Regions from separate parts of the Homo sapiens genome. Here region 1 is linked to region 2. The links are chromatin contacts, found by Hi-C or POLR2A ChIA-PET in ENCODE. All regions are on one chromosome and are shown on one strand. Each heading gives the region's core, a stretch centred on a gene start or an enhancer-like site at or near the end of the contact. The rest is flanking DNA. Distances are from core to core; before and after follow the strand shown.

The links. Hi-C counts contacts between places; a loop is a spot of excess contacts on that map. ChIA-PET counts read pairs that join two places held with the same protein, here RNA polymerase II (POLR2A). Pooled maps may share reads with other maps.
Region 1: a loop to region 2 is called in a map with no recorded cell type, with 2.5 times the contacts of the local background. The contact joins the promoter of KIF14 here to the enhancer-like site in region 2. A Hi-C loop is called at or near these places in 1 of 37 single-sample maps with no recorded cell type and 2 of 50 pooled maps. POLR2A ChIA-PET finds 5 or more read pairs at or near these places in 1 of 52 experiments (activated CD8-positive, alpha-beta memory T cell).

The regions. Positions count from the first base shown.
Region 1 is chr1:200,618,420-200,622,254 of GRCh38, forward strand. It overlaps KIF14 (kinesin family member 14), which reads right to left and starts at 2,332. Exons shown (of 30, transcript NM_014875.3): 1 at 1,992-2,332; 2 at 1-419. The coding sequence starts at 304. RefSeq lists an enhancer at 1,600-2,101 and a silencer at 2,270-2,419.
Region 2 is chr1:198,654,901-198,658,645 of GRCh38, forward strand. The region is part of intron 2 of PTPRC (protein tyrosine phosphatase receptor type C); the gene reads left to right. It overlaps PTPRC-AS1 (PTPRC antisense RNA 1), which reads right to left. Exons shown (of 3, transcript NR_199042.1): 3 at 2,653-2,921. Among named protein-coding and RNA genes, the nearest start is that of PTPRC-AS1, 10 kb to the right of the region's middle. Within about 2 kb of position 1,836, at least 15 of the 41 ENCODE cell types and tissues checked have a DNase peak (open chromatin) inside an H3K27ac peak, as active enhancers do.

The sequences.
Region 1 (3,835 bases), core at 1,082-3,581, 2.0 Mb after region 2:
AAGATGATTCTTTGTTCCTTGTAGTTCTCCTCTGAAGTGCCAATCTACCTACAGGATTAGGGGTAAGGGGCATGTCTGCTGTTTTTCTACTGGCAGAAATAACATAAGTTCTATTTATGTCTCTGACTTTACCTGCAGATCTCAATAATGGATCATCATTTTCACATTCTGACATATCCGACTTCAAATGCAGCTTAAGTCGGCTACTGTGGGTGAGGGCATTCAGTGATGAACTATTTTGGGAAGAAGGAATATCAAGAATATCACCGCTGTTATTTCTATTATGAGTACTGTGTAATGACATTTTGGCAGACAGTTATTTTAAAAAAGAATGTTACTAAGACCCTAAGCTCTTCTTTGGACATTCATTTGATTTCCAGCCATTTCTTATGTATCCATTTCTGAAAGTATCTGCTAAACTAAAAGAAAAAAAAAAGATTTAGATCACACAGACTACAAACAAGCTTTAAAAATATAGAGAGAACATCCCATTGTGTAAGTAAATTCCCAGAGGCATACATTACAATAGATCACAATCTGCAGCTCAGATACTGCTTCCAAGCAACTTCAGGCAAGTCTCTCAGAGAACTTACCATCATTATTCAACAAATATTGACTAAGTTTCCATTAGTGCCAGGCCCTCTGATAGATACTGTAGACTTCAAAGACAAGAATACAATTCCCATTTCTTTAGTCTAGAAGAAATATACTGATAAGCCATATATCAGGCCAAATGTGTCAAGTGACTTAGAAGATGTAAAAAGTGCATGCCAACATAGATTTTCAAGTACTTCCAGTGTGGGGAATGGGAAGGACTAAAGGAAACCCTAGCACCTAAATCAGAGTGTGGAGCAAAGTATTTTTATAAATACCTGCTACACGTATTTTTTTTTTTTGCCAATGTTCCATAAGAAGGTTTATTTTATTTTATTTTTATAAAAATATTTTTTTTGAGATGGAGTCTTGCTCTGTCACCAGGCTGGAGTGCAGTGGCACGACCTTGGCTTGCTGCAACCTCCTCCTCCTGTATTCAAGCAAATCTCCTGCCTTAGCCTCCCAAGTAGCTGGGACTACAGGCGCCCACCACCATGCCCAGCTAATTTTTGTATTTTTAGTAGAGACGGGGTTTCACCATGTTGGCCAGGATGGTCTCGATATCTTGACCTTGTGATCCGCCCGCCTCGGCCTCCCAAAGTGCTGGGATTACAGGCGTGAGCCACCGCGTCCGGCCCATGTATGTTGAATACAGGAATGCCTATAGAGAAGATTGAATTGATTGGTGTCACGAGGCAGATTATTCCCAAGTACCACAGGCAGTAAGTACGATAAGTACTGTAAATTAATTGTGTTGAGAAAAACCATGCAAGATTAGATAAACAGACAACCTGCCCTTTAGCAGTAAGACAACAAATTAGACAGAGGTGTATGTAAATATACAGCAACAATATCTATCAGGTATTAACGTTTTAAAGAAAGGGAACAGCAGTGACAGCTAAGAGACCTGGCTTTTAGTCAGCTTTGTATCCAACTCCTTACAAGGATGTAAACAAGACTTTAAATTTGCATGCCGGGTTCTAACCTGTAAAATGACACTGGTTCAAACTATTGCAAAGATTATTGCTAGCGAGGAACAAATTAATGGAAGTTCATTTTTAAATGAGGCTTTTAAATTTTTACATAAATAACAGTCATTACAAAAAAAATTCGTCAGCTTATAAGCATCTCCCATCAACGTTTCAACTCAAAATACAGAATTTTCCTGTTATGAAATGAATTTAAAGGCAAAAAGAAGATTCTGGAAATTCTCTTGCAACTAAAAACCATTTGCGATTTGCACAAATCAATACGGTTTCTGTTTGAGGAGTTTCGCCATCAGATTTTAAAGAGGACTGGAAGGAATACAAGGAAAATAAGCACAATCCAAACCAAAACATCCGGTGATTCTGTTCTTTCTCTGCTAGTCATTACCAGGGGCTATGACTAAGAATTACCTCTTAATGCCAACCGACTCGGGGAGACTCGGGGAGAAGCCCACGGGCCGAGAGGCCCTGAAGTCCGGCTTCCCGGTCCCAGCAGAGACGCTGCCTTGCGCCCTTCGTTCGGGGACCCCTTCGCCGCCGACCTGGAATGCTGAGGAACTGAATGGGGGACTGGAGCTAAGACCACCCGCCCGCAGAGCAGTGGTCGCCTGTAGGGAAAGCGTCCGCACGCCCTCCCCAGTGCCGAAACTTCGCCCCTCCGCAGGGTCCGGCACCTTGGGGACCCCCTCGACACAGTCCCCACGCCACTCACCACCTCCAGCGCCGGCTCCCCAGAAGGCCGCAATTTGAATGGGCGCCCCGCCTTCTGATTGGCTGCTGGGCGTCGCGTCGGGTGCCGCGCCTTTGCTTCCACCCGCCCCCCGGAAGTGCCGGTGGTTGGGCTCCGGTAGCCGTCTCTGAATGCTGGACTCGCCCCACCCTCATCTCCCAGGCAACGCTCCCTCCCCTCCTCGGGTTCTGCTAAAGCGTGGAGCTTGGCCCCCTTTAAATCCGACCAGAGGAAGGGGCGGCGGTCGCGGGCGCAGCGGGCCCCTCGTTGAAGTGGGTGTCAAACGAAAAGCATGACAGTGACACTCTTGTCGGTCTTTAATCTAAAAGAAGCCATTACATCGAAGACTTCACATTGTAAATGGATATTTGCCCCCAAGTTAATCATAATAATTAACTTTTCTAGTGTTTCCTATGCAAGGCGTTCACGTAGGAAATATGCTAAATGTCTTATATGAATTTTTAAACAGTCCTGAAAATCTTGTGAGATAAATATTAATGTTATCCCTCGTTTACAGATGAGGAACTGAGGTTTAGAGTTAAACTTGTGAAAGATCAGACAATTAGCAGTGGCATAACTAGAACTTGAAGGTTCTTGCCGCCGTACAATGTAACTCCGTTTCAGTAAAAGTTCCCTTTTTTTAATTTTTTTTTTCTTTTTTGAGACGGAGTCTCGCTCTGCAGCCCAGGCTGGAGTGCAGTGGCCCCTGCAACCTCCGCCTCCCTGGTTCAAGCGATTCTCCTGCCTCAGCCTCTGGAGTAGCTGGGATTACAGGCGCGCACCACCACGCCCAGCTAATTTTTGTATTTTTAGTAGAGACGGGGTTTCACCATATTGGCCAGGCTGGTCTCGAATTCCTGACCTTGTAAGCTGCCAGGCGTGAGCCACTGCGCCGCCCAGCCCCCATAAGATTTTGAAATCTGAAAAAATATTACAAATACATTCTGAAAAATAACCAAATAAATGAGAAAGACTAGATAAATAGATATTGTAAAGCAACAATGTTTTTTAAACAGGCAAAAAGTACAGAGATATTGAAGAAGTATTCACTGAGATAGAGACCATAAGTAGCTCCAATTATATAGACCAACCAAACAGATGATAAAGTACTCATTCTAAATCTTACTCTAAAAATCATTCTAAAACTCAATTAAAATTAAGGTATAAGGAAACTATCAGAAAATAGAATATAATATTTATCAGGGCCAGGTGCGGTGGCTCACGCCTGTAATCTTAGCACTTTGGGAGACCAAGGCAGGCGGATCACTTGCAGTCAGGAGTTTAAAACCAGCCTGGCTAACATGGTGAAACCCCGTCTCTCCTAAAAATACAAAAATTAGGCAGCCGTGGTGGCGGGCCCCTGTAATCCCCGTTACTCAGGAGGCTGAGGCAGGAGAATCACGTGAACCGGGTAGGCGGAGGTTGCAGTGAGCCGAGATCGCGCCATTGCACTCCAGCCTGGGGGACAAGAGAGAAACTCCGTCTCAAGAAAAAAAAAAAAAAAAGTTATCACATCTATGGGAAA
Region 2 (3,745 bases), core at 586-3,085:
CTTTTATCTCAGGAAATATATCAGTGGACTGAAAATGTCAAATCAATTCAATTAAATCAGTAATAACACTTTGCTGTTTATGTGGCTGTTTTTTCTTCTATTTTTATTGTCTTAGATTGCATGGATACAATCAAAATAAGTTAATTTGTATACAGGATATAAATGGACCAGAGAATGTGTCTTCTATTAAATAATAACAAATAAGAATACCTTTTATTTTGTGATGGTCTTTACTATTTACTGAGAGACAAGTATTGTTCAAGTTGCCGGTTTTTTTTAATTAGCTGACATATTTCCTGCTTTTATTTGAGTTAGAATTCCTGTACCAAACATTTTAAAAAGAGAAAAAAAATTAAAGAAAGAGAAAAGGAATTTGGAAACTACTATAATGTAAAGTAGCATTATTTATACAACAATTAATTTTAGAGAAGCAAGAGACCTTAGAAATAATCTATTTCAACGCATCTATTTTACAAAAAAGAAAATTGAAACTCATAGATATTTAGTGACTTGTCCTTTGTTACACCAAAAATGAGGGAACTTGGTCTAGAATTCCTCCAGCATATTATGAGGTATTTGTTCTGTGGCCTGATACAATGAAATGAATGTTGGATTAGGCATTTTGGGACAAGTTTTGAATCCTAACTCTATTACTAATTCCTCTTCACTAGACTGAGATTCTGGTATGTGGTATTCAATAAGTGACTTGACTTCTTTAAGCCTGGTTTCTTTTTCAGTGAGATTTACAGCTTAGACTAGTTTCTGAATCTTGACCCTGTGGACAATCTAGTTGGAGAACTGAGATGACCTGGGCATTGTAGGATGTTTAGCAACATTCCTGCCTCTGTAAACTAGACACAGCAGCACATTTACCCAACCTGCTCTGACTGTGACAACCAGAAATGTCTCCAGGCATTGCCAAATGTCAACTGAGGGCAAAATTGCCTACCCTAGCCACCTTAACTGAAAACTACAAACTTCATTGAAATAATTTCTTTATGGCTCCCAGCAGTAACACTGTGCTATTCTAGACCAGTTGGTTAAACTACTGGATGCTTCATCAGAAAGCACCCACTAAGCATCACTCACCATGAAGTTCGTTGGGTACTCTATACAATGAACAAAGGAGATATCACATAATTTTTAAAAAACTTAAAAGATTCACAGGTGAGAATTTTGTAGTAACAATTAAGTATTAACTATTAGAAAAATTTAAGAAGTTTTAACAAAATGATATAAAAATATATTCACTATAAGTAGGATGTAATTTTTGTCCTGTAAGAGTTATCCATGTATTTACGAATTGTACCTACCAGAGGTTACAAAAATTTGGTCATTATTTGAAAGATTAACAGGGACTTATTTCCAATCATAGATGTTCACTATACTATTCTAAGACATTTGCAACTGTGTAAGGCAGTCATTTCCAGTAAGAATTGCTAGAACAAACATTAAGCATTTCACAGTGAAAAGGGTCATAGGTATATTTTCATCCTTTGCATATAGAAGAAATAGCAATCTATTATTCTCAGTTTTTGACTTAAAAGGTATTGTTGCTTCCCTTTCTTTCCCTCCCCTACTCAAGTTTTTGCCCATGGATCCAGATACCTACAAGGGCCTAATACAGGGAAAGTGCACTGTGTATGAGCTATGAAGGCACAATGGAAGCTTGCCTGGCAATCAGTGCCAGAACAGACAGCTAGTCTGATGAATTCTGCTACACATCACAGGGCTACTAGTTTTTTGTTTTTTGTTTTTTTTTTTTTTGTCATACATTACTGCAAGTTCCCTGAGGAAGTTTACTGATCTGTAGTTTTACGAGAAATGCACGTCATGGAGGTGGCGTGGGGGAGCGGGTGAACAAGGAAACTTTAGTTGCTATAAAACAGGAGCTGAGAGCTCAAGCAGGTTGGTTATGTTCTGCCAGATGGAGATAAAACTGTGGCAGCCACATCCTGTGACTAGAAATTGTTTAAGTAGGCAGACCTGTTGGAGGACTAAAGAACATTAGGCAAGGAGATTAAATTAGTGTAGGAAAAAAAATCAGTTTTGTTTAAAACGAAATATCTACTTGTGTTAATAGAACATTCTAACTCCACCATAGGATGGAATCAAGAGGTTTTTTTTTTAATACATATAGTGTATATATATAAATATATATATACACACACACACACTGTATGTATTCCTATGTAGATTAAATATTTTGATTTACCTCTTTCTAGTAAAGCAAAGTTCATTCTGAAATCCAAAATATTCACTTACTAGAGCAGAAAAAAATTAGCTGTGCATTTATGCTGATCACAGTGTAGATAATTAATCTTTAAGAAAGTAGGTTTTTATGTTTATAGTTGATAAAGTGTTAGTGGCAAGAACTTTTTCTGTTATTGAATATTATCATCAGATTACTCGTGCTTTCCATTTTATTCCTTTAAAAAAATCCAACTTTTGTAAGCCACCACTATTTTCTGAAGATTTTATTTCTCTCTAAGCTAAGAAAGGATGTCAAGAATAAACCATTTTCTCCTTTTAAATAAAAATGCATTCACTATAGATATTCATTTGAAATCTCAAACATACCTGAATTAAGTATACTCAGTTTTGTGAGTGAAAATTAATTATTATTTAAAACAAAACAAAACAAAAAAAATGTTCAGTGTTTTCATTTTACTTCTCTTGCTGCTTTTGGGCTCTGACTGGGCCCGGAAGCAGAAGTTGCAAAACATTATGAGAAAACTTTTGCTCTTTTCTTTTTTTTCTTCAATCTCCACCCATATGGAAATACCAGAAATCTGAAACCCCATTCTTGCTAAATATTCTTCTCAGGATTGTATCTCTACTGCAGGTCTTCTATGACGTTTTACAGCTGGCCTCTTTCCATTCAGAATTGCTGTTCATCTTTGAATGTCTCTGCTTTACTCCTGAATGAACACAAACACATTTTTTTTAGGTTTCTTGTTGACATTGGCTTTCTTTATAGCCCATAAAAAATGCATTTGTGGCATCTCTTCCACAGACAAAAATAGTATAATTATGATTCAATACTCGATGAATGTGTGTTAAACTAAACTGTGCCCAAGCTCTGTGCAACAGTACAGGTTTTTCACCTTTCCAGGGGAGAGATGTGGAGCACATATACATTTCAGCCATCCTACATGCCCACAGGGACATCTTTCTGGTCTGTCTCATTGGAATACCCTTCCTTATTTGGTTTTTAGTTTCTTTCTGCTTTAAGCACCTTTCAGAGAGAGAGAGATGTTTTCCTTTGTCTTTGTATAGGCAGTGCCTATCGTTACAGAGTAGCCTTTAAATACATATTTGTTGAATTAATAATGATACACATGAACTGATGAGGCTCTATAATTCTATGAGATAATCTGGTATCGTGGGAATATTTTAGCATGTTTTGTATAGATAGACTGACACTATGACTGGTAATCTGATAGTAAAAATGGCAAAATATTGAGCCTGAGTATTATTTTATTATGTTGCTTTCTTATACAAGGAGGGAATAAAATAAAGTGATGTGGACTGTAATTGTGCTCATGAAAGACACAATGTATACATACCTCCTTGAGACGGAATGATAAGGATAACGTAGAATGTTTACCATGATTTATCAGTCTCTCCTATATAAGAAAAATATTTCTTGTCCTGAAGTGGTAACTTTGGTGAAGTCTTTTGCTTGCTCTTTTACAGACTAATTAACAAGTTTTCTATGCCGGCTCTGTCCTTTCCTCTCCTC